3 separate regions of the Homo sapiens genome follow, and regions 1 and 3 are each linked to region 2. The links are chromatin loops, found by intact Hi-C in ENCODE. Cell type or tissue: A673. All regions are shown on one strand. Region 1 overlaps LOC107986772 (a long non-coding RNA gene). Region 2 has its middle 100 kb from the start of AGR3. Region 3 has its middle 88 kb from the start of LINC02889.

Region 1 (2,500 bases), 180 kb before region 2:
GACTGGTTATTTTGGCTTGAGATATGCAGAACAGGATTGTGTGTGGTGGGGAAACAACACTGGAGGTAGAATAAGGCAAATATAGACTCCAGTTCTGGCTCAGCCGCTAACTAAATCTGGTACCTTGGAAAGGTGCTCATCATTTTCTGGGTTCCTGTTTCCTCATCTGTAAAATAATGGGGCTGTTTTCTAAGGTTCTTTCCAGCTCATAATTTCTATGTTTCTAAGAAAGAAACCACGTGGTTTACTGCAAATTTGAGAGTCAATAGTAAGAATAAAACACCTTTCACTCTCACTGTCTGCAAAGTCATTTTGAAACAAAATGAGAAAAAGTGTTCTCTCTAGAAGAAAACAGAAAATGTCCCCATATCTGTCTGGGTAAAACATTACTATTTCAGGCTTTTCTATACCTGTAACTTATAAACAGGTGCACCAACATCATCAACAATGATGAATGAGTCTTACTGGCATCAATACACAAGCCCCAGTGACTTTTTAGTTACAAGTAGGTGTTTCCACCTCTGAGAGACAGATTGAATTTTGGCTCACCAAGGTTTGGGAAATAACTTGAAATGAATCCTCCATGGAAAAAAAAAAATCAACTAATATTTCATGAGCAGAAGCTATGTAAAATACATTATTTTGGACATTGTGGAAAATATCAATAAACACATATGAAGCAATACGGGAGCTTCAGTATTTTTTTTTTTTTTTACTTGTCACTGGCAGAATGTTTTTAAAAGTTATTCACTAGGCTGGGCGCCGTGGCTCATGCCTGTAATCCCAGCACTTTGGGAGGCCGAGGCGGGTGGATCATGAGGTCAGGAGATCGAGACCATCCTGGCTAACATGGTGAAACCCCGTCTCTACTAAAAATACAAAAAATTAGCCAGGCGTGGTGGCGGGCACCTGTAGTCCCAGCTACTCTGGAGGCTGAGGCAGGAGAATGGCGTGAACCCGGGAGGCGGAGCTTGCAGTGAGCCGAGATTGCGCCACTGCACTCCAGCCTGGGTGACAGAGCGAGACTCCGTCTCAAAAAAAAAAAAAAAAATTATTCATTAGATTCTTCATTTAACATAGTGTCATGCTTTATAATCTTTAGTAAGTGGTGAGTACATTTCAAAAATTACAATTAATGCTAAACAAATACAGTAATTTCATTTGTACCTTTTATCAGCAACGATTAAACCAGTAAAAGGAAACTTGTGATTTGCGTAGTATTAGTCTGAGTCCTTTGGATTTCTAATCCCAAAGACTGGATTGTAGTACACTGCAACTGCTTGAGAAAGCAGTGTTGCTTTGTCAGGCTGAATATTTGAAATGGGAACAGCATTTTACCTAATCTATATCGTTCTCACCTCAGATACGGGAAGAAGGGAAAACGTGGAGTCTTTCATAGCTATTATTCCTATAATTGATGTAGTGCATGGCTAAAGATTCCAGAAAGAAACAAGCTAGGCTACAGGCACCCAATAGGAGACACTCATGTCCTACAGATGGCGGAAGAACACACATTCCAAACACACAGCATACTTCTGTTAGTCCTGATCTCTCTTAAACTTCACCTACAACTAAAAGTACTTGCCTGTTAGTTCTTAGAACTTGAAGAGAAGCAGGAAGCATTAGACTACATGTGAGATTAAAAATCTTCCCATTAATTCTATATGGTACGTTTATTTTAGTATGGTGCTGGTCAATGTTCAGCTTTTGGATTGGATTTGAATCCCCTCTTTCCTGTATCCTAGACTTCTCTTACCTAAGCCTGATGTACACCTTCATTTTCTTAGACATGAGTCTTCCTCAACTTTGGCCTTCTGATTGGTTTTCCTTGTGTTTTCTAAATTTCTTCATGTAGACAATGCTTTTCCTAATTCTACATCTGTAGAACACCTATAAGAGTAAGAGACTGGAATCTCTTCAGGAAACAGAACAATTGTCCATTTTAACACACATCTAGTCACAGTCGGTCCCCCAAAAAGAAATCTAGAAAAGCTCAAAGTTGTCCAGTAGATTGGATGAGTGAAATAAAGGTGTGATCTGGATCAGAAGTGCAAAAATGAATGGAAGAAAATATAGACTGAAAGTCTGCTTCTACCAGAAAAAAAAAAGTTTCTGCTCTTAGGAGACCTTCACATACCTTTGAGGAAAATATGGTTTATGTGGTTACCATCGTGGATTCTTGGGGTCTATTCTTGCTCTACTACTTATTTATCAGTAAAACTTTAGGTAGAGTTATCTAACTGCGCTGAGCCTCATTTTTCTCATTTATGACATGTCAAATATAGTAGTACCTTTTTCATAAGATTGATGGAATACGCAAATAAGATTATATATTTAAAACACAAGGGCTGGCTAACTAAGTGTCACCTATTATACCTCATCTAATATACACATATTCTAAGAAAGTTAGACTTGTCTTTTCTCTTCAATTTTTATACTCTTTGGCATAACATCTCTTAGTTAAATCAGGTTAATTTAACTCCACTTTATAAGCACTAGC
Region 2 (2,500 bases):
AACATGAGACAAAATCTGGATAGAGAAGTCAGATCATATGTTACACTCCAAATAAGAGTCTATTTTCAATGACCAAAAATAAGAAATAGAATAAAGTGATATGGTTCTTAAAACACCGTTAAGCTCTACAGAAAGAGCACCCAATATATTAATGGACTGTTGATTTTAGAACAAACAATTGTTGAAGTCTCCATCTATACAACACACAACTGTCCACAACAGGTACTGCCACCTATTTAATAGTATTAAAAATATGTTGGGTACCTGTCTACTTTGAGCTAGCTCTAAGAAAATTACCCAAAGTCACAGGGCATTCTCTTCCAGTTGCCCAACCTGTTTAAAAGTGGCTGTGAGCAGGTGGGGATAAAATTATGCTCTTACTGAACTCATGCCTCTCTGCATTTCCCACCCAAGTATGATTTCAAAGCATGTGAGAGTTTGTGTCTTTCATTTGCTCTCCTCCCCAGATAATTAAGATTTCGTTATATTTAGGAAAACTGCCTCCTTGGTCCCTTGTAAATTCCAGGAACTCTAATTTAAGATCAAACCTCTAAGGAAAAGTCCACTCATTTGTAAAGCCTTTTTTGTGTGTATGTCTTTGATAAAAAGTCTAATTGGCTCCATTTCTTTTTGAACATTTTGTTTATCCACCTAATTATCCTGGGAAAACTGACATGTTTACCAAGTTAAACTAAACAATTACACAGTAGAACAGACCCATAAAACAAGGACCTCAGGAGGAGCTGAGGATCTATTGGCAACTGGTTTGAGTTTGTCTTATTTTAAAAACATATCATATTCAGAGAATTAAATTCTCATAAAGGAAAGAGTACATCGTTAAGTGCAGCTATTAAGGCAAAGTTTGTTTTATGAAGTACGTGATCATGGTAGGTCCATGTAAATCACCATAATTAAAATGCAGTAGGCATTCATGTATTTAACAACATTTACAAGCTTGTTTTAATCTATCTTCTTTGAATTCAATCAGCAATTTATCTTTTAGATAGTTGATGCCCAGACTTGCTGCAGCATAGTGTCCTCTGCTGGTCACACTGAAACACTGCACCATGAGGAAAACAGAAAGGAAGGTTAAAAAAAAAAAAAAAAAAAAAAAAGAGTGACTGCGAGGGAATGGAAAAAGGAGAGAGGCAGAAAGGGAAGAAAAAAGGAAAGGAAAAGAAAGTAAATAAATATGTTAAATTGAGACATATAATCTTTAACCCCCAGGATACGGCGCACATTAAAAATATAGTGTGTTTGCCTCATAGTTATGGTTGCTTAGTAAATTGAGATTGTGCTTTCATTGGAAAGAAATGTTTGTCAGACTTGAAAGATTAAACAATAATATTGGATTGAAACTGTTCTGAAATTATTTTCTGGTGATGTCAAATTAATTTAGAAGATTTTCAAAGTTAAGGTGCTCAAAAATTACCAATCATCAGAAGATGCAAATCAAAACCACAATGAGATTACCATCTCACACCAGTCCAAATGGCTATTATTAAAAAGTCAGAAAATAACACATTGGCAAGGTTGGGGAGAAAAGGAAACACAACACAACTGTTGAGAATGCAAATCAGCTCAGCAACTGTGGAAAGCATTTTGGAGATTTCTCAGCGAACTAAAAACAGAATTGCCATGTAACCCAGCAATCCCATCACTGGGTATATACCCAAAGGAATATAAATCATTCTACCAAAAAGACACCTACACTCATATGTTTATTGCAGCATTATCACAATAGCAAAGATATGGAATCAACCCAGGTGCTCAGCAGTGGTCACTTGGATAAAGAAAATGTGGTGCATATATACCATGGAATACTACAAAGCCATAAAAAGGAATGAAATCATGTCCTTCACAGCAACATTGATGTAGCTGGAGACTATTATCCTAAGTAAACTAATGCAGAAACAGAAACCAAATACTGCATATTCACATTTATAAGTAGGAGCTAAATATTGGGTACTCACGGACACAAAGATGGGAACTACAGACAATGGAGATTTTAAAAGTGGGGAGGTAGTGACAGGAACAAGGGTTGAAAAGCTACCTATTGGGTACTATATTCACTACTTGGGCAACGAGATTATTAGAAGCCCCAACCTCAGCATCACACAATATACCCAGGTAAAAACCTGCACATGTACCCCCTTGAATCTGAAATAAAAACAAAAATTATATTCAAAAAAAAAAAAGAGGGAAGTTAACTGTCAATGAAATACAGTGACATCCTCTCCTTCCCATCGTGTCAATCCCCTTCCCCCAGACCAAGATTTTCACATTTTAATGGACATCAAGAACCTCCTAGGGAGCTTGTGAAAAATACGAATGACTTTTGCTCTATGGTTAAGGATTCTGATTCACTGTACTATAAACTTCAGAATATTCATTTTAATATTTGCCTTTAGAAGACAATGGTGCAGATATTTTATTCCCCTCAATTAGAATACAAGAGCCACTGTGTACCTGGCCTCTTTGTTCAGGTTACTAAGAACCC
Region 3 (2,500 bases), 660 kb before region 2:
AATATAAATTTCCTTAATGAACAATGAACACTTCTATTCAGTTACAAAAATTTTTTGGCTAAGTGGTAGCTGGAGATTGGACTTTGTGCTAATACTTAGGTTAATTGCATCTCATGTTAATATGTCTTAGTGGGTGCAATTAAGTAGAATTATAACTTGTTCATGTTATAATTCCTTTTGCCTTTCTAATTCATCGGTGAACTCCCATAACTTAACTCCTCCTTCGTTTAGGTGTCTGCCGCTTCACAGGGGAGAGAATGTTAGGAGATTTTCTTTTATAGCTTAGGTTACTTTGACAGAGAAATATTAGGCATCATCTTAATTTCAGCATGATCATCCTTTTTTTTTTTTGAGATGGAGTTTTGCTCTTGTCGCCAGGCTGGAGTGCAATGGTGCAATCTTGGCTCACTGCAACCTCCACCTCCTGGGTTCAAGTGATTGTTCTGCCTCAGCCTCCCAAGCAGCTGGGATTACAGGTGCCTGCCACCATACCCAGCTAATTTTTGTATTTTTAGTAGAGACGGGCTTCCACCATGTTGGCCAGGCTAGTCTTGAAGTCCTGACCTCAGGTGATCCACCCAGCTTGGCCTCCCAAAATGCTGGGATTACAGGTGTGAGCCAGTGCACCCAGCCATCATCCCTTTTTGAAGGCAGAACCACTGGATATGTCAATCAGTTGCTGGAAGATTCACTCCCATGGTCCTTCTAACACCATACCTTGGCCACATCCTCAACTGGAATTCAAACTTGGGGTTAGAAGGAAAATGCTCTTCACCAGCCCTTAAAGATTTCTAACGTAAACTTACAGCAGTAGTCCCTTAAATATGAAGAATAATCAAGCTCAATAAATACTTTGATATTTTTGAAAAAAATGACAGATTTTCGGCATTGAGAAATTCTCTGAAGTATAAGCATATCCAAGAAGAATGTCATATATTCTGTCCTTTTCTTGCTAGATGGAATGTTTAAAAGCTGGATAACACTGCATTCGAATGTTAATTCATGTTTTGGGTTCAGTTTCATAGCTCAGCATCTGATATTTATTATGAATTCACCTGAGGTATATTTTCTTTATTTTTTAAGCGATATAGTCCCTAGTTTGAAAGATAACTTGAGAGATTGATTCTTGACACAGTTAAATTCTCTTTCTCTTGAGCCGTGTTTTTTAACCTCAGATATTGGTCTTAAAAAAAAAAAAATCCAGTGCCAGAAACTCCCAGCAGATGTCATTGTAAGGCAGATTTGTTTAGCAAGGCTTTTCTAGAATAGTGAATAGAATTGTTGCATATAGTAGTGATGTGTGTATTAGGCACTGGAGTTAATTGATTCTAGTCTCATCAGAGTGGGATTTGTTATGAAGAGGTAAAGAGATTCCTGGGATTCTTGCCTGTCCTTTTATAATGTGGGAGCACTGCTTTTCTGCAATATAAGTTAGAGAACAAGAGTAACAGCTTTTCACCCAAGCATTTCCTGGGCTACTCTACCTGGGGCTACCAGCTTAGCACAAGGCATGACTGTGTTCTGCATGGGACAGAAGAGCCATGGGGAGGAGACTGTTGCTTAGACATATAATGTAGTAAGTGAGGGAGGTGCAGTTTCAAATCAGAGAGCCTCACTAATTCTAGACTCCACACCCTTAGTCCTGAAGGGAAAATACAAATGGACATGAAAACATGTGTCCCAATAGAGCACATCTGGTCCTTATCTAAAACGGAAAGGCGAATTATATTGGAACTGCCTAACTGATTTCATGGATATCAATTTCAAGTGAAAAAAACATTTATTCCCAGGGAAGGTCACGATACATTGTCTTATTTACTATAAATGTAAATGAAAGTCAACCTAAATTCGCCTTTGTTTCCATGTATATATGTGGTGATATATGTTGGTTACCTATGAAGATCTTATTCTTTTACTCATCAATATTGTAAGAGCTTGTTTCTCACTTAACGATTTTTACATTGCTTGATTAGATTTTAAAAATAAACTCCTTTGATGAAGCCCTCTTTTAAAGCCAGAAATATACTTTGTATTGTATAACATTAACTGAAATGCAAATTGCTTAGAAAATGTTAATACAATGTGTTTGGAAATCAACTACTTTTAAAAAACTGCAGGGATCAGGTAAAAGAGGAAAACTATATCAAAGATGGAAGGATGAAAGTGTGAGGAAATAGTAAAAGATATGGACTTGGATATGGATTTGGATATTCCAACTGAGTATCTCCACTTAACTGACTCAACATATTAACCAATTTTTTTTTCTTATACTATCTGATGTCTGTATCATCCTGAAAGTAAGCTAGCAGGATCCCCACAGTTTTGCTTTCCCAATAGAATTGTGTGCCTGCCAAGGGTCAGGTGAGTTTGTCCCAATCCTGTTTATGCCACCTATACTTGCCATTGAATTAAAGTGGGTAATTGCAATATTATGTGAACCGTGAAATATGACTGCAAAATAAAAGGGGATTTTTATTTCTCTGAAAACTAATTATATATA

The links. Hi-C counts contacts between places; a loop is a spot of excess contacts. Peaks named below come from ENCODE experiments on the same cell type or tissue, not always from the same donor. Only the 100,000 strongest peaks of a DNase experiment are listed, where the experiment ranks them.
Region 1: a loop joins it to region 2, with 2.5 times the contacts of the local background. A loop is called at or near these places in 8 of 110 quality-filtered maps.
Region 3: it touches region 2 in a loop (5-fold over the local background); 60 of 110 quality-filtered maps call a loop at or near these places.

Annotation. Positions count from the first base shown.
Region 1 is chr7:17,157,454-17,159,953 of GRCh38, reverse strand. The region is part of intron 1 of LOC107986772 (a long non-coding RNA gene); the gene reads right to left. The region is part of intron 7 of LOC101927609 (a long non-coding RNA gene); the gene reads left to right. Among named protein-coding and RNA genes, the nearest start is that of AHR, 140 kb to the left of the region's middle. RefSeq lists an enhancer at 75-194. In A673, a CTCF peak has its summit at 1,485 (motif pointing right); no DNase peak of the experiment used is centred here.
Region 2 is chr7:16,981,351-16,983,850 of GRCh38, reverse strand. No RefSeq gene overlaps it. Among named protein-coding and RNA genes, the nearest start is that of AGR3, 100 kb to the right of the region's middle. In A673, a CTCF peak has its summit at 1,049 (motif pointing left); a DNase peak (open chromatin) is centred at 1,030; H3K27ac peaks cover 402 bases.
Region 3 is chr7:17,645,546-17,648,045 of GRCh38, reverse strand. No RefSeq gene overlaps it. Among named protein-coding and RNA genes, the nearest start is that of LINC02889, 88 kb to the right of the region's middle. In A673, a CTCF peak has its summit at 1,243 (motif pointing right); no DNase peak of the experiment used is centred here.